Regions from separate parts of the Homo sapiens genome. Here regions 1 and 2 are each linked to region 3. Evidence: chromatin loops called from intact Hi-C (ENCODE). Cell type or tissue: dorsolateral prefrontal cortex. All regions are shown on one strand.

What was found. Hi-C counts contacts between places; a loop is a spot of excess contacts. Peaks named below come from ENCODE experiments on the same cell type or tissue, not always from the same donor. Only the 100,000 strongest peaks of a DNase experiment are listed, where the experiment ranks them.
Region 1: a loop joins it to region 3, with 5 times the contacts of the local background. A loop is called at or near these places in 9 of 110 quality-filtered maps.
Region 2: a loop joins it to region 3, with 2.8 times the contacts of the local background. A loop is called at or near these places in 3 of 110 quality-filtered maps.

Annotation. Positions count from the first base shown.
Region 1 is chr5:178,327,235-178,335,234 of GRCh38, reverse strand. All of the region lies in intron 2 of COL23A1 (collagen type XXIII alpha 1 chain), which reads left to right. Among named protein-coding and RNA genes, the nearest start is that of PHYKPL, 98 kb to the right of the region's middle. RefSeq lists an enhancer at 3,365-3,971. In dorsolateral prefrontal cortex, a CTCF peak has its summit at 3,382; DNase peaks (open chromatin) are centred at 1,785, 3,374 and 4,292; H3K4me3 peaks cover 757 bases; H3K27ac peaks cover 5,064 bases.
Region 2 is chr5:178,343,709-178,351,708 of GRCh38, reverse strand. All of the region lies in intron 2 of COL23A1 (collagen type XXIII alpha 1 chain), which reads left to right. It also overlaps the pseudogene MRPL50P3. Among named protein-coding and RNA genes, the nearest start is that of PHYKPL, 110 kb to the right of the region's middle. RefSeq lists enhancers at 1-186, 187-727, 728-1,267, 1,268-1,808. In dorsolateral prefrontal cortex, no CTCF peak of the experiment used is centred here; DNase peaks (open chromatin) are centred at 4,611 and 4,888; H3K27ac peaks cover 3,604 bases.
Region 3 is chr5:178,276,030-178,284,029 of GRCh38, reverse strand. The region is part of intron 5 of COL23A1 (collagen type XXIII alpha 1 chain); the gene reads left to right. Among named protein-coding and RNA genes, the nearest start is that of PHYKPL, 47 kb to the right of the region's middle. In dorsolateral prefrontal cortex, CTCF peaks have their summits at 3,682 and 3,883 (motif pointing left); DNase peaks (open chromatin) are centred at 828, 2,632 and 3,859; H3K4me3 peaks cover 669 bases.

The DNA of each region.
Region 1 (8,000 bases), 51 kb before region 3:
CTAGAGGGTTTAAAATGTAGCATTCCTGTGAAATCCCACCTTTCATTTTTAATTAGGAAACATTGCTGCTGAACACGCCTCCTTGGTTGGCGCACCAGGGCAGGCCCTCCTCAACTTCCCGTTACTGTGTTTGGTCTGTGGCCCTGAGCCGCTCTGAGACTTCCCACTTACCAGGCTCCCCAGCCTCAGGGCTGCTCTTAGGGACGCCTGTGGTCTCCACCTATGGAGGAAACCCTTCGTGCCTTGAACAGAATGTCGGAACGTGCTCATCAGCCCCATCCAAGTCTGGGGTGTGGGGGAGGCACAGGCTATGTGGTCAGCTGCCTGGATCTGAGGATGTCACCTCATTACCCACTAAGTGTGTGACACTAAGAAAGCCACCTCTTTGGGCCCTGTCATCTTACCTGTAAAATTACTAATAATATTCCCACCTCCTAAGACTTGGCGGAAACGTGTGAGACAACATATGTGAAAATACCCAGACTACACCAGTCCCTTGGTTCGTGTCATCTAGTGGGGTTCGTGTCGCTGTCTTTAAGTGCAGATGGCAGGTAGGTGACAAGACCCATGTAGGTAATTTTCTTGGGAAGTGTCTCTCCCTTGAGATTTCCCATGTGTAAGGGAACACACAACTTGGGGAAATCAAACCATGGGTGCCGCTAGGTAACACTCCCAGCGGGAAGCCCTCACATGTGCAAGCAGTAATCACCGAGTTATGGTCCTCTTTGAAATGCTAATGTGGACTTGTTCCCATGAGCTTATTTCATTTGAGGAACCAGAGGCACGAAGAGGGTGGCCTGTGCCGGCCGGTGCCGCCCGGTGGCCCCCTTCCTGCCCACAAACGGAAATCATTTCTTTCGGCAAAAGGGCAGGATTGGCTTCAGGGGCATGGGCTCGATCCAGGCATGTGCTTTGGGCACGTCATGAGACTGATCTCAGAGAATTGTTGTGGGTCGTCTTGCTGATGTGGACACACCCAGCACTGCGCCGGGCACACAGTGGGAGTTTAATAAACGTGAGGTGAGGCTGCTTAGAGTCTGGGGAACTGAAACGCATCACAGCCGCACTCCAGAGAGCAGGAGGGAGGCAAGTCTGCAGTGGAGGGCAGAGAAGACCCAGGGTACCCTTAGCCCACAGCCTTGAGGACCCGGACATCCCCAGGGCATGGGGTGGAGGACAGGGAACTTGGCTGCAACCTCCCCAGCTACTCCCCTGTGGAGAAAGGGAAAACCTCTCTCCGAAGGTGCACAGGCATTTCCAAGATCTGGAAGGGGGACTGACCAGGGGCTCACGCACTGGACAGTGAGTCCAGCTGCCCCTTGGCTACCTCACGGGCCCTGTCCAGGTCTGGGGACCTCATATCACTGAGACAGGAAGAAGCAGGGTGGATCAGCCTTCCCCGTGCTGCGTTCTCTAAACTCACCCCAACACCCTGTTCTACCAGGATGGATGCTCTTGAGACCCCAGGAGCAGCCCACTTCCTCAGGGGGCCAGTCACAGGCCAGGCTTGTTCTGCAGATGGACGTCCTCCCAGGCCCGGCCTGGGGGCAGAGGCCCTGATGATCACCACCCAGGATGAGGAGCGCCAGGATGGAAGGGTGTGCAGGGGACTGTGGGCGCCTCAAGACTGAAGCCTCGGGTCCAGGAGGCAGGGGATGCCTTTCACAAAGGGCTTGATCACTGGGACCAGGCCGCACAGGCATGTTGCCAGGCAGAGGAGTGAGGACATGAAAGGGCGTGGCTGGGTGGGGAGGCAGCCTGGATAAGGGACAGAGATAAGAACTGTGGGTCCCTGCATGCAGGGATGGTGAGGGAGGACGCTGGATTCATGCCAGGGGCCCTAAGTGCCATCATCAAGAGCTGGAACTTAACCCTGCAGGCCATGGCCACAAAGGCAGCCACAGGCCAAACCCAGACTTGGAAGGTGCTGACCTTCCAGGGCTTTTTTGGCCTGCATGGTGTTTTTTAAAACATGAGTCGGCCGGGCGCGGTGGCTCACGCCTGTAATGCCAGCACTCTGGGAGGCCGAGGTGGGTGGATCACGAGGTCAGGAGTTCAAGCCCAGCCTGGCCAAGATGGTGAAACCCCGTCTCTATTAAAAATACAAAAATTAGCTGGGCACGGTGGCAGGCGCCTGTAGTCCCAGCTACTCTGGAGGCTGAGGCAAGAGAATCGCTTGAACTCGGAGGGTGGAGGTTACAGTGAGCCAAGATCGGGCCACTGCACTCCAGCCTGGGCAACAGAGTGAGACTCCGTCTCAAAAACAAACAAACAAAAAAAAACAAACCATGAGTCAAAAATGAAAAATAAGAGATATTTCACATCAAAATCCCGATGTCTGGCTTCTCTTGAAAAATGGAAAGATCTGGAAACGGTCAGTGTGAACTATCTAGGAGCCACTCCCTCTAGATAGGATATCCCGTCTCCAGGGCATCACAGTCCCCTACTCCTGGTGTCCCTCTGGCCTGGAAGTCGAGCGTCGATCACCATTTACCATGGGGCTTGCATGCTTTTTTTCTAATAAAGGTGACTTGGAACCACATCTCTGTTAAAATCAAACATAGACCAAGTGGGCTGCCTTGTGATTTTAGCTGAACGAGTCTGTTTCTTGTGTCTGTGTAACCTGTGTATCCCTGTAGGCAGCGGAGTTTGAAGCCCTGCCAGGGAGTCATGAAGGAGTTTCTCAGGATTTATAGTTGCAGACGGCAGAATCCACTGCAGCCAGTTTAAGCCAAAAGAAAAAAGGGTAGTGGGAGGTTATTCAGGGGTCCAGAGACCTCAAAGAACAGTGCCTCCAGGAATGGTTCCCAAGCTCTCCTGCCAGATCTGGAAGCTGCCTCCCAGCTGCTGGCTCAGGATCATGCTCTGTCCCCACCCAATTCTGCCGAGTCCGAATCTCACTGAGACACCTCTGATGGGTGGACCGTAAATCACACCTGCATCCTAGCAGCCAAGGCAGCAGGGAAATGTGCAGTGAGTGCTGGAAGGTGGGGCTTGCGCTGTGGAAAGCATCCAGGTGTGGAGAGGGTGACCAAAAGCTGCAGACGACCACTCCAAGCTCTGGAAAGGGAGGTAGCTTTGGTGTCTGGGGGTGTCACCAGCAGGGATCTAGCCACGCCACTCACTTTGCACCCTGGGGTAGTCCCGGAGCAGGACCTTCACACCGCCAGAAGGCTCCTGAGCACACAGTGCCAGGCCCAGCTCAGAGAGAAGGTCACCCCCAGTCTCCCAGCAGCCTCAGAGCCTGGGATGGTCCCTGGCTGGCTAGTCAGCCAGGCCTCCAGCAGCCTCCCGCAGCTGTGCCCACCCTCTAGCCAAGTGGCTTTGCTTGGCTTTTGCGTGCCTTCCTCCTGGCCTGGCCCTGCCGGCTGACTGCCCGGGCTGCCGGTCAGGACAGCTGTGTCACTATTTCGGAACTCTTTGTTCTCTTTGTGGAATTCAGAGGAAGCCTGTGCCAGCTAGGAGACTGGGCTCAGCTATTTCCCAGCAGCTGATAACAGCTGGGATTAAAAGATGAAAAACTCTGCACATGGCCCAGCCCTGCCTGTAACCCAGAAGCCAGGCGCATGTGTCTAAACTCAGGCGCCCTATGGTGTTTACTCCTGCCCCACCCTCCTGTCGGTGGCTGCCTCTGTCCTCAGAGCCTCGCCCTCCCTGCTCCGCACCCTGCCCCGAGGGCCGCGGATTCCTTGGGGACCATTTACAGGGCTCTGAGGCACCTGGCCGGGTGCCTGCTATGCAGGGCATCATATGAGCCTCACAACAATCCAGAAGACAAGTGCCATGTTATGCCCAGTTTACAGATGGGGAAACTGAGCCTCAGGGAGTGTAGGTGGCTTGCCCAGGGCCATGCAGCAGGTGACTGGAGAGCTGGGACCCACCCAGGTGTGTTTGGCCTCAAAGCCTCCACCTTCCATGACCTCACTTTCCTCTGATTTGTAGGCGCTGCAACTGCCTCTGCCAGATATACCCAGAAGGGTCATTTCTGCCTTCCAGGAGGTTCCTTTGACACAGAGCCACCCACAAGCCGCCCAAGCCAGTACCCCAGAAGGGAACATAGCATGACAGCGGAGGCAGTGCCTCTGCCAGCTTGCAACTTGGGGCCAGTCACTCCTTTTGTACTGGGCATTCGTGTTCTCATTTCACTTATTCAGCCAATACTTATGAAGCTCCTACTGTATGCCAGGCACTGGGAAATAAGAGAGACGAGGTTTATCCGGCTGAGAAGTCTGCATTCTAGCAGAATGGAAACATGCAATGAGCCAGGACAGGATGTGACAGAGTGAAGGCGGAGCTTGTTCAGTAGGACTGCCAGTGGGTGCCTCTTTGATGAAGTGACACTGAGCTGAGACCTGAGTGACAAGAAGTAGCCAGGCTGGGGAGTGGGCAGGGCTTCCCAGGCACAGAGCCCACCTGCCCTGAAAGAGGATTGTGCAGCTGGGGTGAAAGAGCAGAGAGGAGGTCCTAGTGGTTCACTGGGTAGAGGGACCTGAAATGAGAACAGAGACGTGTCAAGGGACAGATCAGACAGGGCCACACAGGCCAAGGTGAGGTGGCTGGATCTTTTTTTTTTTTTTTCTTGAGAGAGGGTCTCACTCTGTCACCCAGGCTGGAGGGCAGTGGTGCAATCTCGGCTCACTGCAACCTCAAACTCCTCAGCTCCAGCTATCCTTCTGCCTCAGCCTCCAAAGTAGCTGAGACTACAGGTGCACACCATATATGTACATATATAGTATTTTTTTGTAGAGACGAGGTCTCACCATGTTGCCCAAGTTGGTCTTGAGCTCCTGGCCTCAAGTCATCCTCCCGCCTCGGCCTGTGAACTACTGGGATTACAGGCATGGGCCACAGCGCTCAGCCATAGCTCGATCTGCACCCGTGTGCAGAGGGAGGCTTCAGACGGCTTGACCCAGTCAGGAGGGAGTAACACCACACAGGGTTGCTGTGAGGACTGAGCACCAAATAAACTGAAAGAGGTCAAAGCCGACAGAATACAGTGCGTGTGTGAGTTGAGCCTTCATAAATGGGCAGGAGACCCTAGGCCCTTCTTCTGCAGGGAGGGCAGCAGTCCCAGGGTCCCAGGGGCCCAGGCTTTTCAGGGGAAAAGCCTGCAGGGAGCATCTCTCCCCCCTGAATACTCTCCCTCCTGGGACCTTCCAGCCAGAGGACGCTACCCAGGCCTCCGCCGCCTGGATCTTTCAACTGATGGCGCCATAGTCACAGGGGATGAGGACACCAGGGAGCAGGCCACTGGTAGCTTCCATGTGAGCCTTTCTTTCTTCTTTTTTTTTTTTTTTTGAGACAGAATCTCACTGTGTCATCCACGCTGGAGTGCAGTGGCGCAATCTCGGCTCACTGCAACCTCCGCCTCCCGGGTTCAAGTAGTTCTCCTGCCTCAGCCTCCTGAGTAGCTGGGACTACAGACTCCTACCAGCACGCCTGGCTAATTTTTGTATTTTTAGTAGAGATGGGGTTTCTCTATGTTAGCCAGGCTGGTCTCGCACTCCTGACCTCATGATCCGCCTGCCTCGGCCTCCCGGTCCTGGGATTACAGGCGTGAGCCACTGGGCCCAGCCATGTGTGAGCCTTTCATCCTGCATCCAAGTGTGGGTGGACTGCGATGGCCCAGAGAGAATCTTGAGGGGACAGGTGTGACTCGGGGTCCCTAAGAGCCTGGTGGGTGCGGGGCGTTTTTGGACTTCCCTTGGCCCTACTTCTGGCTGAGAAAACAGTGGCCATTCCTGGTGGGGGTGGGTAGGCATGGGTGCTTTTTGGGGTCTGTGGACTATCTGCCTCCTGGCTGGCAGGGGGAGCCTGGGGCCTGGCTTGTGGAGAGTCTAGGGCTGGCTGACAGACTTGAGGCCCCACTCTCTTCATCTGGCTGGGATGCAGTGGGAACTGGGGCCCCGTCCAGTTGTCTGAGCAATGGAAGCCGACTCGGGTGAATTCGAAAGTCAGACAAAGCGGATTTCCATGTTGGCTGGGTCATCTGCAGAAGAAATCAGATACAGTAGTTTTCACCTGGGAATAAATTTGTTTCACGAAATTTGGAAATCAATTTGGCAGTGAACTTTCTAGCAGGCTATGGGGGACAGTGAGCAGAAAATCCAGCTGACACTTGAAACCTGAAATTGGCCACCTGGAGGGGGGCTTTCTGCCTGACAAAGGGGCTTTGAGCTGCCAGAGCTGACAGTGCTCGTTGGCTGGGGAGCCTGAGGTCTGATCCAGCACCCCCAAAGCTAGAGCCTCCCGGGGTTGGCTGTGTTCGTGCCCATTTCTGTATCGGCAGGTAGCCCTCATTGTCTGCTTCTCAGCATTCTTATTGTTGCTGGTGTTTCCTTTCCTGACCTCTCTGCCCTTCTGGAAGTAGTGAAAATGAATTTGTACATTCAGTCTCCACCCTTAACTACCAGGCTCCTCTTATTTTTCTAATAGACCCCTTGCGTTACCTCTATAACCGTCTAGAACTAACGTTGACGGGGGTTGGTTTAGGTTGTGTGTCGGCACCAAACAGTACATTGTCATCTTTTTTTTCGAGTAATTAGTTGAGCATGCACCCCCTTAAACGAAAGACTTCAGTAGAGGCTTGAACACAAAATGACTCCTTCCTTTCTGAAGCATAGTTTTGAGGGAAAGCCTTACTTTATACTCAGCCATAATGCTAACAGCTGCTCCCTAAGAAAGCCATGAATAGACCCATTTCACAGGTGGGAAAACTAAGGCCCAGAGCCGTTGAGTTACCCAAGTTCGTGGGAATAGCCTATGAAAGAGTCAGGATTTGTACCTGGGTCTCTCTTTACCAGGCTGCTCTGCGCTAAGAAGGTGGCCGTGGACTTTGGTTTTGTTCCTCTAGTGGAGACTGGCCTGGCTAGTGTTAGAAAGGCCCCTTGGATGAGGATCAGGGAGAGGCTGGATGGAAAGAGCAGAGCCTGGGGGAAGGGAGGCCCAGAGGTGAAAACGCAGTGGGGCGTGTGGACAGGGACAGGGGGGATGAGGAACAGGAAATTCAGTGGGGACGTGTGGGAGTGGATGGCAGGAAGGATGGCCCCAGACATTCGCCGTGGCAGAGGAGGAACCCTTGGCCAAAGGGCAGAGGGGCCGCCCTGCCCTCCGCACCCAGGCAGGGAGGCTGGGTCTGCCAGCTCCCAGGGTTCTTGGTTGGACCGTGCCGCTCTCCACAGGATCCAGAGCCCAGGCCTGGCCAGAGCCTGGAATTGGGCACGCACAGTCTCTGCTCTGCAGGCAAGGTCCTCGTTGTCAGTCCTTCAGCCCTAGCTGGGAAAGCGAGGTGCTGAGACACAGCAGGGCTTGCCGGGGTCCTTTGAGCACTCAGTTTCCCACACAGGGAGAGCAGCTTGTCTGCCAGGACTGTTCGGGTAGCTCTGAGCTGTGTGGGGCGCAGGGAGAGTCCTGACCCCAAATAGTCGGACCTAGGTCCTGAACACCCAGGAGGCCTTCAGAGGGGAGCAGGTAGCCCAGTGGTTGGTGCTGTCCTGAGGGCCACATGCACTGTCTGCACCCCTGGACAGAGGGTGCAGAGGGCCACGTGCACTGTCTGCCAGTGTTCAGACTCCAGCACGTGGGCTCTGCTGCGCCTCACCCCTCCAGTCGCCTGAGCCCCGGTCTCCTCCACCGCAGAGTGGACCTGGCAACACCGGCCCCCCAGGACTGCTGTAGGAATCACTAAGGGAGTGGCGAGTCTGAACCAGCCCATTCCAGAAGACCATTCCTGGCAGATAAGGTCTCCAAGGCCCTGGAGTGGCCATGAAGTCTGATCTACCCCAGGTGGCTGCCTCACTGGTTCTGGGAGACAGGGAGAGGTGGGCAGGTTTTCCATAGGTGTTTTCCGTAGCCCCTTCTGTACCCAGAATTGTTCCCAGGCATCAGCGCCCGTTTCCCGACACCCAGGGCACCTGCACGTGTCTCTAATAGCGTTTCCCACACTGTGCTGTAATTGGCTGTTTGCATCTTATCTCCCAGATTATTGTGAGCTACTCAAG
Region 2 (8,000 bases), 68 kb before region 3:
GCCCAGAGGCTGTGCACCAAGAAATCAGCACTGTCCCCAGCAGGATCCAATCTGAGATCCCCAGATGACCCCAAACCTTGCCCCGGCCTGCGCTGCTACCTCGTGTCTCCCCCACACTCCAGACGCTGTTTTCTGTCTCATCCTTCCTGTTAAAGAAACAGTGGGCCGAGTGCGGCCTCACTGGCCCCTGGGGGTCCTGTGGCAGCTCACCAGCCCTGGGGGTCATTTCTCTGCTGGCTGTTTTCACTGAGCTCCCAGTTCCCTGGGCAGAGGCTGCTGAGACAGGTCCCCAGCAAGGCTCGCCAAGGCACCAGTCACACTGTGCACACCCGTTATTGCTCATCCAAAGGTTTGCTTCTACAGCGGGAGAAAATGTGGTTCCTGCTCCCCGTCCTCATCCGCCAGGTAACTGCCAGCACGGGAGGCTGAGCCTGCTCTCCCTCACTCCTCCTCTTGCTCCCTTTCTCCCCACCTAGATCTTTCTCTAGAGCCAGAATCCCCCTGCTCACCTCCAGAGCCAGTTGCAGCTGCACCTCATTCATCGTGAGCGTCCTGACACTCAGAGGCCCGTCTCCGTGTCTCTTGCTGGGCATGAGTGCTGTGCCACCCCGCGGGGACAGTCAGTGGAGCTGCGAAGCGTGACTTTCCTGCCTGAGCAGCCCCGGGGCTTTGGCCTTCTCAGGGTCGGCAACCCCAGGAGACCACCCCCGCTGGCCCTGTCCTTGATGTCAGGTAGGAAGTGGTCCCTCCCTGGTTGGGAGGATTCCGGCCTGGGACATGACTGTTGGATAGATAGCTGCTGTCAGGCCATTCTGCACCTCGGTTTGTTAAAAGTGAAGATCAACATAGCTGGCCCAGAGTCAGGAAGAGAGGCTTGCGTGCTGCAGGGAAAGGCCCTCGGACAAGAAAAGTGACGCAGCTTCAGTCAAGGCCAGGGGAGTAGAGCGGGCAGGCCACACACAGGGCCTAACGGGCTGGCACAGCAGCAGGGCTGCCCAGGGTCTCGGGCAGCCTGGTCCCATTAACAGATGCCCCCCAGCAAAATGAATCACTCCGCCTTCAATGCTGTCATTGCAACATATCCACACTTCCTCTGTGGCTCTTGGAACCCGGGGTTATAATTATCTGGTGAGGAATCCTTGGGGCAGCCACACGCTACCTGTGCCAGATTCCTCCTGATTGCTCCCCACATTGCAGAGTCCTGACATCGCGCTGGGCCCAGCCACCCCTCTGTTCATCCAGCCTTGCTTCCTGACGGCCCTGCCCTAGATGCCGTGCTGGGTGCTGGAGTGCCATGCCGGCCACTCCCCAACTTCACGCAGCCACACAGCCAACTTGCTGTGTACCAGGCACTGTGCTGGCTGCTGGGACCCTAAAAGAGCTGTCAGAGGGTGAGCTGATGATATCCAAGCGCAAAGGACTGAAATGGAGAAATAGAAGCACGCTTCAGAGCCAGGCAGGGCTGGGAGCAAGAAGGAACAGAGAGGGGCATGACCAGGTGGGCGTCCTGGAGGAGGTGGCATGGGTGCTCGGCCCGAGGACTGAGTAGAAGCTGACTGCGTGGGAAAGTGCTCAGTGTAATTGTAGGCAGGGGAAGAGCATGGCACAGGCTTGGTGTCCCTGGGCACAGCCAGCTTGCATTGTAACCTGGTTTTAGGGTGCCTGGAGAGGGGGCACAGAGGGCCTGAGGACCTTGAAGGCCAGGAGACTTGATAGGACCCGAGACCCTGGGTGCACATGCACTGGTGCCTCATTGTAGGTGGGAATTTTCCCAAGTCCTGCCCACCTTCTCCAGGCCTGGGAGGGAGAGAGTACCCCAGGGAGGTACCAGAGGTCCCCCTCCAGTCAGGGGCCACTGCAGGGGGCGGCCTCCTCTAGATCACACCCACTAGTGGAGCTGAAGCCACACAGACCTCCCCCCACTCTCACCCCTGCAAGGAGGAGCCTGGGGCCCAGGTGAGGGTTGGGGGACCCCAGTAGGACTTGGTCCATCATTCATTCACTCAGTCAACACTCTGGTGTGGAGTCCATCTTCTTGGGGCTCCCCCCAAGGGAGACAGAAGACAAAAAAAAAGGAAAGCCTCCCATTACATTGGACGGTGATAGTGCCGTGGAAAGGTGAGGCAGGAAGCGGGAGGCACGGGAGGCCAGGCGTGGGGCGTGGGGGGTGGCCCTGCCTAGGGAGGGCCAGGTGTGGGGCATGGGGGATGGGCCCGCCTAGCGGAGGGCCGGAGGGGACCAGCCACTTTTGTCTGCTGCCAAATCTATTGTGACTTTAATAAAGTGAGAAAGGAAGCCAGTCACAGCATCACCCGGGTTATCAACACCGGTGTGATTCTCCTGGGCACCCGCCGCAGTGGGCCTCTGCCTCCTGCCAGTCCTCAGTGGGGAGGGGCTTCCTACCCCGACCTCTGTCACATCTTTCAGCTCTGGTTCCCCTCACCCAGCTGCCTGTGCCCCTGTTATTTCTCTGGTCTCAACTCATTGCTGGTTTTTACCTTGGGGGGAAAAAAATCCAAGCATGGAAGCCTCTTAATACAAACCAGATGAGGGGCTGGTAACAATGTTTTTCTCCGCATCAATCATCCGAGTTCTCGCTGTGCTGAGAATTTGGTAAGCCCTCGTCGGCTCTACCGAGAATCCCTTCCAGACTGCCCGGCAAGACGCAGGAAGACAATGCCGCCTTCTGTGTTAAGTTGAGCAGAGCACCTTTGCACATGTGTTCACCCCACTCCTGCTTGGGTTCAGGTGGGATTTGGGGGTCGGCCTGTGCTGCTGACGCGGGTGGGGGAGGCTGACCCTCTGCAGTGGGACGAGCTGCAGCCCTGAATTTGATCTCCCTCCCTGCTGGGGGGTTGGCCTGGGCCGTGTGCAGAGAGTGGCTGGGCCTCAGATGGAAGGGCTGAGGAAGGGCTGGATTCAGAGCAGGTGGAGTGGCAGGACCCAGGACCTCTTGGAAGTCCCTCCCTAAATCAGACTTAGGAAGGTGGGAGCCACTGGGCACCCATGGGGGCCTGGTCCTGGGAAGGGGCTCTGCAGACCCCTTTCCCCTCCTGAGGCAGAATGCTCTGCAGCCAGGCAGGGAGCTCAGCCCAGAAGCCAGGTAGTAAATGGGCGTGAGGCACTTTGTTAGCAGGGAAGCCGCTGTGAGGGTATGCCTGCTGGCCCAGCGCCGTTCGGAGCCCTGAGGCCACACACCCAACCCTGACTGCCAAGGGAGGTAGCCATGAACATGGAAAAGGACCAGAATGCAGCATGACAGGGCTGCGGTGGGGGTGGGGGAGACAGGATGGGGCCTTGACCCTGCCAGGGGCAGTTTAGGGTGGCCTTCTGCCTGAGGTGTCCCCTCCTCAGTAAGAAAAAGCCATTAGCAATGAGGTAGAGGAGGGGTTCTTTTCAGCAAAATAATGAGAAGAAAGCAGGTGATCATAGCCCAGAGTCGCCCCGAGTGCGTGGGAACACAGAGGTCCCTGCAAGAGGCAGAGCTGCTGGGAAGAGCCCGCCCAAGCCCTGGGCGGCAGGTGGAGAGGCCAAGGCAAGGCCAGTCGGGGGGCGGCGTCAGGGCAGCTGGAGCTGGATGGGAACAGGGGCGGGGGTGAGGTCACAGGCCATCAGGAGGCACATGGAGGCATGCGAGACCCCGAGGGGCACTGCTGGGGCTGGGAGGCATGAATCCAGGACAGGGGAGGATGATCAAAGTTCTAGACCACTCCTCTAAGTTTCTAGAACTGTGCTAGCCTATATGGTAGTCACTAGTCCGTGTGGCTATTTAAATTTATTCTTTGTTTTTTTTTTGTTTTGTTTTTTTGGGTTTTTTTTTTTTTTTTTTGAGACAGAGTCTTGCTCTGTCACCAGGCTGGAGTGCAATGGCGCAATCTCGGCTCACTGCAAGCTCCGCCTCCCGGGTTCAAGTGATTCTCCTGCCTCAGCCTCCCGAGTAGCTGGGATTATAGGCGCCCGCCAGTGCGCCCAGCTAATTTTTGTACTTTTAGTAGAGACAGGGTTTCACCATGTTGGCCAGGATGGTCTCGATCTCTTGACCTCATGATCCGCCCGCCTCAGCTCCCAAAGTGCTGGGATTACAGGCGTGAGCCACCACGCCCGGCCCTATTTTTTTTTTTAATAGAGATATAACACAACATAAAATTCACCATTTAAAGTGTATGACTCGGTGGTTTTTAGTGTATTCACACACTGTGCAGCCGTCACCACTGTCTGATTCCAGAAAGTTTCCATCACCCCAGAGAGAAGCCCTGGCAATCCCTCCCCATACCCCTCCCCCCATGCCCGTCCCCCAGGCTCTGGCATCCCCGTGTCTACTTCTTTCAGTCTCTCTGGATTCGCCTGTTCGGGACATTTCCTGTGAGTGGAACCATACACAGTGTGGCTTTTTTCACCTAGCACGTGTTCAAGGTTCATTCGTGGCTATTTAAATTTAAAAAGTTAAATGAAAGATAAAATCCAGTCCTTCGGTCACACTGGTCATATTTCAGGTGTTCCACGGCCACCTTTCAGTTTCCGTGTGGGTGGCTCAGCGGACGTTTCCATCCTTGCAGAAAGGTCTCGGGCCAGTGCGGCTCCCAGTGCCTCAGTGCGCGGTGAGGACAGGGAGGGAGGGGGAGGCGGCCTCAAGCAGGGCCACCAGACCCTGCTGGGCCTCACCCTGCTCACCAGATGGGCATGGACTCAGGTCCCCTTTTCAGGTCCCTGGAGGCCGTAAGGAGACCCACCAATGATTTTTGCTGTTTCACAACCTCTGAGGAAAATCATGCCTTGGTGAGGTATCAGCCTCCCAGGCCAACCCAAGGCTGGGTCGCTGGGATTTCCGCTGGAGCTTTATCAGCCCAGTGTGAGGCTGGTGTCTATCTGCAGCCTTCAGAGGCTCCGACGGGCCGCTGCATATGACTCTGATTAATCATGATGGGAAAACAAGTTAGCTGTTGCTACGTAAATGCAGCTTGGGACACATGATCTTTTCGGGGGGAAGGAAAAGAATGAAAAGGGCCCTTGTGTGATTTCAGCATCTACAGGCAACCATTATTAGCATTCTTGTTGATAGCCTTCAAGAGTCAGATTGTGGGGAAGTATGTGAAGGGGCATACATAGAAACATGCATGTATGTATATTAAGACGTATGTACATATGTCTGTTTAACTTCAAAAGATCAATTTGTGGCCAGGCCTGGTGGCTCACACCTGTAATCCCAGCACTTTGGGAGACCAAGGCGGGTGGATCACCTGAGGTCAGGAATTTGAGACCAGCCTGGCCAACATGGTGAAACCCCACCTGTACTAAAAATACAAAAAAATTAGCCAGACATGGTGGCAGGCCCCTGAAATCCCAGCTACTGGGGAGGCTGAGGCTGGAGAATAATTTGAACCTGGGAGGTGGAGGTTGCAGTGAGCCGAGATCGCACCAATGCACTCCAGCCTGGGCGACAGAACGAAACTCCATCTTAAAAAACAAACAAACAACAACAAAAATAAATAAATAATAAATAAATAAATAAAAAGATCAATTTAAACCCATAGCTTTTCTTTCATTCCTGACAATTTACAGCGATTTTTTTTTAACAAATCTACTTTAATTCCAAAAGAAATTAATCTAGAATGGTCAGTAATATACAACATGCTTTTATGTTTATTTTATAGATATCTAATACAAGTTTATTTGTATATGTGCAATGTATAATAACTCTATAACTCTATCTTAGATATGAGTCCTAACAGGATGAAAATATTTTCTTGTAACTACTACTTTATGCCTATGAAGGGTGTGAACTTGCAGTGTCCTCCTGTCTTAAACCCAAGTGAATGACCATGTCCTCCCAAAATTTTTCATAAATTATTAATGATCTAATTTCATTTTAAAATGGTTTCAAAAAGTCCGGGCGCAACGGCTCATACCTATAATCCCAGCACTTTGGGAGGCTGAGGCAGACAGATCATGAGGTCAGGAGATTGAGACCATCCTGGCTAACACGGTGAAACCCTGTCTCTACTGAAAAAAAAAAAAATACAAAAAATTAGCCGGGCGTGGTGGCGGGCACCTGTAGTCCCAGCTACTCGGGAGGCTGAGGCAGGAGAATGGCGTGAACCCAGGAGGCGGAGCTTGCAGTGAGTCGAGATCGCGCCACTGCACTCCAGCCTGGGTGGCAGAGCGAAACTCTGTCTCAAAAAAAAAAAATGGTGTCAGCAAATACGAAAATAGAAAGTCCTGTTATTTGCCCATTCATAATATGAGAAAAAAAAAAGAGATGATACATTTCTCTATAGAACAAGTGTGTTTAGAGAACAGTTCTGGTAGTATTTCACATGGTGAAGTTTCAAAAGGTCTAATAAGCAGGCCCCTTGCTCAGGGAAAAAAATGATTTCAATGTGTTTCTCTTCCGAATTGCTCCAAGTGATTTTCAAACTAGGGGGCAGATTACTGGCACCGAGTTCATCAAATTTAGGTCTGTCTTGAATAGGGACATTATAGAAATCAAGAACATCTCTAACCCCGCACATCTGGTGGAGTCTGGAGTTAGAGACTACGTGACCCAGGCCATCAGCTAAATGTGCCAAGAGATTGAACTTTAGATGACCATCTTCCTGGGAGATGTCGTGCCAATTACCAGGAAGAGATGAACCAAAAGCTTCTTTAACATAAGATTCCAAATGACTCTGGAGATCTCCAGGTGGTGAGTATCCTCAGCTTCATGAGGGTGGACACACTGCAATAGGTTCCTTTTTCACCTCTTCTGTCTCAGCAACCACTGGCACTTTCTCTTTTCTGGATCGAGACCCAAATTCTCTACGTGTTGTCCCTGAGACTGTCCACATGAAGACTCTTCTGGTAATGCCAGACACAGATCGCCCCGCCATCTTCAATGAGATCCATGGGCCTGAGCTACAGTGATCTTAACAAAGAGAAATTTGGAAACTTTCTGGAGGCAACGGGCATACAGTAGGCCCTCTGTTTCAGTAGGTTCTGTGTCTCTGGTTTCAACCAACTGTAGATCAAACATATTAGGAAAAAATGGGTAGTTGTATTTGTATTAAACACAGACCTTTCTTTTTTTTTTGAGACAGAATCTCGCTCTGTCGCCCAGGCTGGAGTGCAGTGACATGATGTCGGCTCACTGCAACCTCCGCCTCCCAGGTTCAAGCGATTCTGGTTGTCCTGCCTCAGCCTCCTGCGTAGCTGGGACTACAAGGGCACGCCACCAGACCTGGCTAATTTTTGTAATTTTAGTGGAGACGGGGTTTCACCATATTGGTCAAGCTGGTCTCCAACTCCTGACCTCAGGTGATCCACCCACCTTGGTCTCCCAAGGTGCTGGGATTACAGGCGTGAGCCACCACGCCCGGCCACAGACCTTTCTTCTTGCCATTATTCCCTAAACAACTGTGTAAAATACAGTGTAACAACTGTTTACATAGCATTTACATTGATTAGGTATCAGAATCTAGAGACAATTTGAAGATGTGTGTAAGCTATGTGCAAATAGGACATTATCTTCTGTAAGGGACTTGAGCATCCATGGATTTTGGTATCTTTTGGGGGTGCTGGATCCAATCCCCCACAGATACCAAGGGATGACCATACTTATATTACTGCAAAATAAAACCAGTTTCTACACGTTCATTTCTTTTCTAAAAGTTCAAGTGATGGGCATAATGTAAAAATTAGGGATAGACAGCTGTCTTGGACTTTTGGAGAAGAGAGAAATTTGGGTTCAGAATGGTCTTTTAAAAAACATTTTAGGCCGGGTACGGTGGCTCACGCCTGTAATCCCAGCACTTTGGGAGGCCAAGGTGGGCAGATCACGAGCTCAGGAGATCGAGACCATCCTGGCCAACATGGTGAAACTCCATCTCTACTAAAAATATAAAAATTAGTGGGCCGTGGTGGCGTGCACCTGTAGTCCCAGCTACTCAGGAGGCTGAGGCAGGAGAAGTGCTTGAACCCAGGAGGCAGAGGTTGCAGTGAGCCAAGATCACGCCACTGCGCTCCAG
Region 3 (8,000 bases):
CTCAGAAATAGGAGGCTTGGCTGTGTTCAACAAATCTGGTGGGTGTCATACCCTGGCCTGGGCACTGGGGTGGCACAAAGATGGATCAGGCCCAGTCACAGTCTTTAGAGAACCATATGGGAATGGGAGTTTGCCCTGGGATAGAGAGGAATGAATAATTAGAAGCTCAATGTCATCTTCCCGGAGGTATCTTGTTTATCATGAGCGCTTTTTCCTCTCTAAACTGTGGCATCTGACTAAGATGAAACCACCTGTCACTCATGCAGGGCTTAATCTTGCCTGAACTTTGACTTACACAGAAAACATTAGACTTTCTCATCATCTCCTATTTACAATGTCACAATGTTTGCTTTTCCTCTTCTTTGGTAGTTTGATTGTCTTAACTCTTAACATTAAGCTTTAGTGACTTTCTGGTTTGTTTTACACATTCAGAAAGCTATTTAAACATTTCTTCGATATCATTTAATGTACTTACAAGAGAATAAAACAAGGATGTGATGAGAGTGTTGGCTGGGTGAATGGACAGGTATAATTTGGATTAAATAATCAGAAGGTTCTTGAGGAAAGTAACATTGAAGTGAGATTTAAATGATGAAAAAGCTGCAGAGATCTTGGGGGAGATCCCGGCAGAGGAAAAAGCAAGTGCACAGGTCATGAAGTTGGAGCAAGCTTTGTGTGTTCAGGTACACTCAAGGTCAGTGTGGCAGGAGTGAGTGAGCAGGTGACAGGAAACGATAGGAAGTGAAGCCAAAGAAGCTCCCAGAGCTGCACCAAGTAGAACCAAGACAGAGGCGAGGGCTGGGGGATGGAACTTGACTCTGTGTTTATAGAAATCACTTGTCCCGGCCGGGCGCGGTGGCTCACGCCTGTAATCCCAGCACTTTTGGAGGCCAAGGCGGATGGATCACTTGAGGTCAGGAGTTCAAGATCAGCCTGGCCAATACGGTGAAACCCTGTCTCTACCAAAAAAAATAAAAATAAAAATACAAAAACTAGCCAGGTGTGGTGGTACATGCCTGTAGTCCCAGCTACTTGGGAGGCTGAGGCAGGAGAATCACTTGAACCCAGGAGGCAGAGGTTGCAGTGAGCCAAGATTACGCCACTGCACTCCAACCTGGGTGACAGAGCAGAGCGAGACCATGTCTCAAAAAAAAAAGAAAAAAGAAAAATCACTTGTCCCCAGAGATAGACTGCCAAGGGGTTGGAGATCCCCCACTCATGGTGCTTCCTTTGGGAACAGAGAAGAAAAGACTGTCACCCTTCATCTCCCAAAGCCCTTCCAATGTGCCAGGGAAGCAGGTGCAAGTATTGAGTGCTTGCTGGGTGCGCACTCATGCATGCCGTCTCACCATGGGAGGCTAGTGGTTTCAACCCTACCTGACAGATGAGAAATCTGAGCTCAGAGGGTGACAGGACTTAGCTGAGACACACGGCCTGCTTGCATGCCAAAGCCTGGATTAGCACCCAGGCTATGTGACCCTACTCCCTCACACCAACCAGCCAGCCTCTCAAGCTGTCTACAGTAGCAGGGCCGGGGCCAGGATGGGCTGCTTATTGGCAGGAGAGTGCTTCTCAGACCACCCCCAGAAACACATACTTGGAGAGGATGTTTGGTTTCTCCTGCTCATACCTGTCTGTATCCAGCCCTGCTGCTCCCTTCCCAACTATTGTATTCCACCCCTGGTATCAAAGTGTTAGGATGCTTTCCTGCTTTACGAAAAAAGAAAAACAAAAACTAAGTCTAACTTAAACTTAAAAGTCCATTTCTTCATTTCACCTCCTCTCCTATTCCTCATTCATACCTCCGTGTCATAGCCGTTATTAGAAATTAGGAAGAATTTCTAAATCTTCCCCTGGTAATGAAATGTCCAGTTCTGTATCACTGTGCAGGGTGTCCCTGCAGAGGAGCAGCTGAACGGAGCAGGGCATGCTCAGCCTGGGCAATATGGCAAAACCCCATCTTTTTTTTTTTTTTTTGGAGACAGTGTCTTGCTCTGTCGCCCAGGCTGGAGTGCAGTGGCATGATCTCGGCTCACTGTAACCTTCGCCTCCTGGGTTCAAGTGATTCTCGTGCCTCAGCCTCCCAAGTAGCTAGGATTACAGGTACGCACCACCACGCCTGGCTGATTTTTTTGTGTTTTTAATAGACACAGGGTTTTGCCATGTTGCACAGGCTGGTCTCAAACTCCTGAGCTCAGGCAATCTGACCACCTCGGCCTCCCAAAGTGCTAGGATTACAGGCATGAGCTGCCAATCCTGGCCGAATCCCCGTCTGTTTTAAAAAATAAAATTTTAAATCAATCAATTAATTATTAAAAAGTAGAAAAGGCCTCCTTGGCTACAGGGCAGAAACTGGAGGAAGGGGTGCGGGTAGGAGGCGGTTGCACTAATTTGCTGGTGAAGCCTGAATGACTAACAGAAACGAGGGCTGGCAGGCGTCACAGGTCAGCTCTGAGCACACCCAAAACCACACGCACGGCACCTCCTGGGCCCCGGAGCGCCGTGCCCAAGCCCCTCTGGAGTCGAGGGAGCGGTGACTGCACTTCATCTCCGGCCTCAGTCCTGGGAGCAGCGACAGCCGGGGCCCCAGGGGACTGCGAGAGCTCTGGGCTGAAATGTGGTCTGTGAGACGGGGCCTCGGCCTGGGACCAATTTTGAAATGAAGGACTCGGATGGACGGTTTGGAATTAATCAAGTGAACAAGAAAGGCCCATGGAGCACCGCACGTTCACACGCTCTCTTGCACTCTTGTAGTTCAAAAACAGCTTTGATTATAAAAATGTAATCAGTTAAACGATTTATCTGAAATATCCCAAATTCATCTGTTTTTAGATTTCAACATCCTCCATCTCATTTCCGTCTGACCCCTACAGTGCCACCCCACAATCCCCAGATTCTAGTGAAGCTGAGACCGGATGAAAGCCGACTCCGGAGTCCCTGATAATGGCACGCAGACTGGAACCTCAGGGAGATGCAACCAGGGCCACCATGCTGGCCGTTCTCCCCAGGGCCCTAAGTCTCTTGAGTCCAGCCTCTTGTCTTGGTCCAGCACTGTGTCCCCAGTGTCCCCGTGAGTGTCCCATGTGGGGCAGCCCATTCACAGGAGGCGGCCACCCCAGGTCAGTGGGGCCCGAGCTGCTGCTCCGCCCTCGGCTCCCAGATGCCTCCTGTATCTGCTGCAGTTTTTTGCATCCTCCTGGCAGCAGCCCAGGTACCTCCTGTCCACACCTAGCTCTGGGAGGAGACTTAGCAGGGACAGCAGTGTAGGGGGCCCAGCAGAGGGGGTTGGTCCTGCGCTTTGCTGTTTTGCCTGTGATATGTTTGCAGCGTGGTCACTGGCTGGAACCGCCTCCCACTTCCCCAGGCAACAGACCAGCCCCACAGCATCCTCGCCCCATCACATGGAAGAACATGTTCACAGACCTGCACAAAGTCACCGAGCCAAGCCCAGGTCTTCGAAGCAAATAGACTAAAGAGAAAGCAGTGATTTTGGTATGAAGCTGCCCCCGACCAGGACCCAGGGCTGGCACGATGTCCAGCCCATGCAGTGGAGACAGAATGGGCCCAGGGGTCTATAGTCCATGTGGCCTCAGGCACGTCCCTGGCCCCGCCAAGCCTCGGCCCCTTCAGCTATTGGGGGAACCAAGGAGATGACGCAGGAGAGCTTCAGAGTTGGGCACACGGACTGGGTTCAGGGACCGTTCCCACTGCTCTGTCCATTACCAATGCCAGCCAGGGAAGCCTGTGAGGCTGAAGGCGCCCCTTTTGGGCCTGCATCCTCAATGGCCAGCGTCCTGGCTGATCGCCCAGGCTGTGGCCCGAGGGCGGGAGTCCAGCGCAAGAGTCCGCCAGGGCTGGAGGCAGCCTTCGGCAGGTCAAGCGCGCCCTCTAGTGTTCCCTGGCCGGGCACGAGAGCCAGCAGGATGGACGTTCATTCAGAGAATCGTTCCCTTCACCGTTGTTGATCCATTCAGCGGGTATTTACTGTGTTCTCGTTATGTACGAGGCGCTTCGGCATTTGGGATACGGTAGCAGGAAACACATCCAGGGGTCCCTCCCCACTTGGAGCCTGTGGTTGAGTGGCAGACAGAACAAAAAACTCCCACAAATTCCAGCTTCACTATGCCTCGTGGCCAGGGCTAGGAGGCGGGGCTCCCGTTACCCAGACCTGGCCTGGTGGGGGTCAGGGGCACCGCCTTGAGGAAGGGAGGTGTGAGTCGAAGTCAGAAGGTGAAGAGGATGCTGATAAGTGGGGAGTTTCAGGGGGAACATCCAGAGAGGGTGCACCCAAGATGGGCCGGGATGGTAAGGGCGTAGGGGGAGGTGAGAAGCCTGTGTCCCTGGAGCACCCAGCCTTGAGGAATTGGCCATCTCTTGTCCACTCTGGAGTTCCACCCCGGGTGGCTGGACAAAGGGGCCCACAGCCCCACCCACCCAAGCTGAGAGCCCTCCCTGGGCTGGAACCTGAGGCCTCGTCTTCCCAGCCACGTGGAGGTTCTGGGCACAATTGAACCAGGCGCTGCAAGGTGGAGGGTCTAGCCTGAGAAGGACCAGGCTTAAACAAAATCTTTGCAAACCCCTCAGTCTGCCCGGGGAGCAGTGAGTTCCACATCACCAGGGGTGTGCGAGCCAAGGCTGCACATCCTCCGGTCAGGAAGGGCATCTGTGGTGGGCACTGGAGCCATGTGGCTGGTCACTGTGGGAGGAGAGGTGGCAGGAAGACAGAGCAGTGAGTCCATAAGTGAGAAACTGGCGGGGGCGGGAGCTGAAGAAGGCTCCTCAGAAGAGGTGACACGTGAGTCTGGAAGGAGGCGCTCAGGAGGAAGAGGTTGTCCTTGAATGCCAGGCCAGGGGTACAGCTTTGCCCTGAGGGCAGTGGGTGAGGGTGTGCCAGGTGCTACAGCAGCCAGAGGAGGGGCAGTCAGCAGGCAGGGCACAGGGCTCGAGCAAAGCTTTGGGCTGGTGTCCTGGCCTCTCCGAGCTCCAGATCTTCATCTGTGAAATGGGGATGATGAGGCTTCTGCCTGGCCGGTCTGTGGTCAGGGCCAGTGACATCTAGATAGGGAGGGAAGGGCCCACATTGCTTCAGCTCCACTCTGTTCCCTGGCTTCATTTACCCCAGGGCTGGCCCAGCGCGTCACAGCTGCTCTCATTAACCCACCCTTCCCCTGCTGCCTGCTGTGAGCCCAGATCCAGGGAGCCATTCCATCCGCAACACACTCAGTTTGCAGAGGAGGAAACGCGCTCCAGGGAAATTCAGCAGCTCACTCCCAGGTCTACGGGGCAGGACCTCATCATCAGGATGTACCCTGCTCCTTCACTGTGCAGGAAGGATGGGTATGTGGGGCAGGAGGTAGGGGGCCTGGCGGAGGCTGGCCCAGGAGGGTGGGAGGACTGGAGAGATGGACCTGAGCTAGAATTGCAGGCTCACGGGCTCACTGACGCTTGCAGCCGCCGGCAAGTGAGAAAATAGATGAGGCTGGTTGGGCGCAGGAGAGCAGAGAAAACGGCAGGGCCTGGGGTGAATCGGGGCACCCGCCCCATCGGGGTGCAGTTCCGCACATGCAGTCATCACTACCACATCTTCCAACATTTCCAGAGAAGCTGGAAATCCAAATTCTATAAAAATCCTTTGCATTTTTAAGGGTTTCAACCAGTTCTTTACCAGTGGGTGACAATTGTCTGTGGAAACCAAGGAGGGCCCACCCCACAGCCTAGGGGGCAGCTCTCAGGGAGGCTGGGAAACCAACCATGCCCCAAGGGTGGGGCAGGAGGGCAGAGCTTGGCCTGGGCATGGTCCAGGGGCCACAGGGCGAGGCAGAGTGACTGCAGCTTCAGTGTGTGCTGCGAGCTGTCCTGGTCACGCTGTCTCCCTCTAGACTGCCTCGTGGAGTTTGGCCACGCTGTGGCGGTCACCCTTCTGTGAAGGTCACACTTCCCGTCAGCTGCTGCTCCCTACTCTGGATTTCCACCCCATCCACGGCTGGCACCAAAATGAGCTGATGGTGTGTTCCCCCAGACTTCCTTCCACCAGAACAGCCCTCTGTGCCTGAGCTGGTGACCTGGGCAGCTCAGTCAGACACATCCCGGCCCGCCGGTCCCATCCTCCATCCTCCCTCACCCCACGGGGGTCAAGCTCTTTCCTCTCTGCCACCTTAATGAGGAACAGTATTTTCTGATACCTGACAGGGTAATCATGTCTCTCCCCACCAGTCATGGGCAAATGTGTCATTTCAGCAGGTATTTTTGGGATCGGTTCAAAGGCACAGTGCTGTAAACACCACCTCTGCTAGCCATGATGTGTGACATGGACATACATGTAATTACTTCCAGCACACTCAGGCATCACCGAGCAGGTCCTCTCCCCAAAATAGAAGCCAGCCGGTTTCACAGCCTCACAGCATCATAGAGCTGAAAGGGCCCTGGGAGACTTTCTAGGCCAAGGGTTACAAATCAGATGCCCTGCAGAGCTGGCGAGTCACCTCGCCATGGGCAGCAGGCTAGGCGTGAGACCACAGGGAAGGGTGGAGCCTGTGGACCAGGGTCTGCGAGATCTCCCGGCTTTTCAAGAAAAGCCCAAACTCTGGACGTTTATGTAAAAGGTTGCAATTTTTAAATGTGACTAATTCATTTGGTTTGGGGTTCTTTGTTTTTTTGTTTGTTTGAGACAAAGTCTCGCTCTGTCACCCAGGCCGGAGTGTAGTGGTGCCATCATAGCTCACTGCAGCCTCAACCTCCACGGTTTAAGCAATCCTCCTGCCTCAGCCTCCTGAGTAGCGGGAGCTACAGGCATGTGCCACCACACCCAACCTTTTTTTTTTTTTTTTTTAGAGATGAGGTCTCACTATGTTGCCCAGGCTGGTCTTAAACTCCTGAGCCAGGGTAATCCTCCTACATTGACCTTCCAAAGTGCTGGGATTACGGGCATGAGCCGTTATGCCCAGTCTGGGTTCTTTTAACTGCACGGATCAAATAAAACCTGGCTCCCAGAAAGACATTGCCCAATTCCAGCCCCTCACACTACAGATGAGCAGCACAGAGGGCAGCAGCCCAAGCAAGGCCAAGGAGCACATGAGGGGCAAGTCTCTGACCTTGGTGCAAGCGCTTGGGACCCCACCCAGCTGAAGCTCCTACAGTTTGCTGAGTTGAGGTGCATAGGTCACTACAGAGCCCACTCTACAAAATGCCCTAGGTCCCAGGAAGAAGTGCTCCAGGAGGAACATTGTGCCACCCTCAAGGCACCAGCAACAGCTGGGCTGAACCTAACTTTGAGGGTCTTTTCTTCCTTTCCCTAGCACAAAGAATTTGAGTTTGGGAAATTGCTAAGCCCCGGACAGTCTTGCTGCAGCCCATGTGTGTACAAAGAGCCTAGGCTGAGAAATCAGAACCGTATGGTGCTGACCCGCCCTGAAGGGGGCTGCCCACCCACCCCTTATCCACCAGCCGGCTCTAATGAGAGCTGGGAGGAGGCTCAGGGAACCTTCACACAGGAATGTGCACTTCCCAGGCTGGGACCTCAGGCCCCACCAGCCTTGTAATTTGATGAATTGTCAACATCTGGGGTGTAATTACTAGGTCCTGGCCTGATAATCCTGGTAAGCCCTTCTTCCAGGGGCCTTGTCCTAGTGCATTTTGAGGGCTCCGTTCCCTCACAGGAACCGTCAGCATTAATTACAGCCAGAAAGCAAGACAGGCCCCCAGCTCTGGCCGATTTGAGCGTTTACTCCTGTCTGCTTCTAAACGCGGCCAGTTTATTTGTTTGGTTCAGTTCAGCAGATGCTGGAGCCGATCTTGGGGAGTGCTGGGCCGCAGTCAGGAGGACAGGGCCAGCCCTGGACCTTTCCCTAACATAGAGCAAGAAGAGCAGCACAGGCTTTTCCCGGCAGATGAGCATCAAGACACTCCAGGGATGGAGCCACCATACTCCACATCCCGAATGTACTTCACCAGGAAACCTCCCCTCTGTAGCCACACGGTTATAGGACCACCAGTTTCAAATG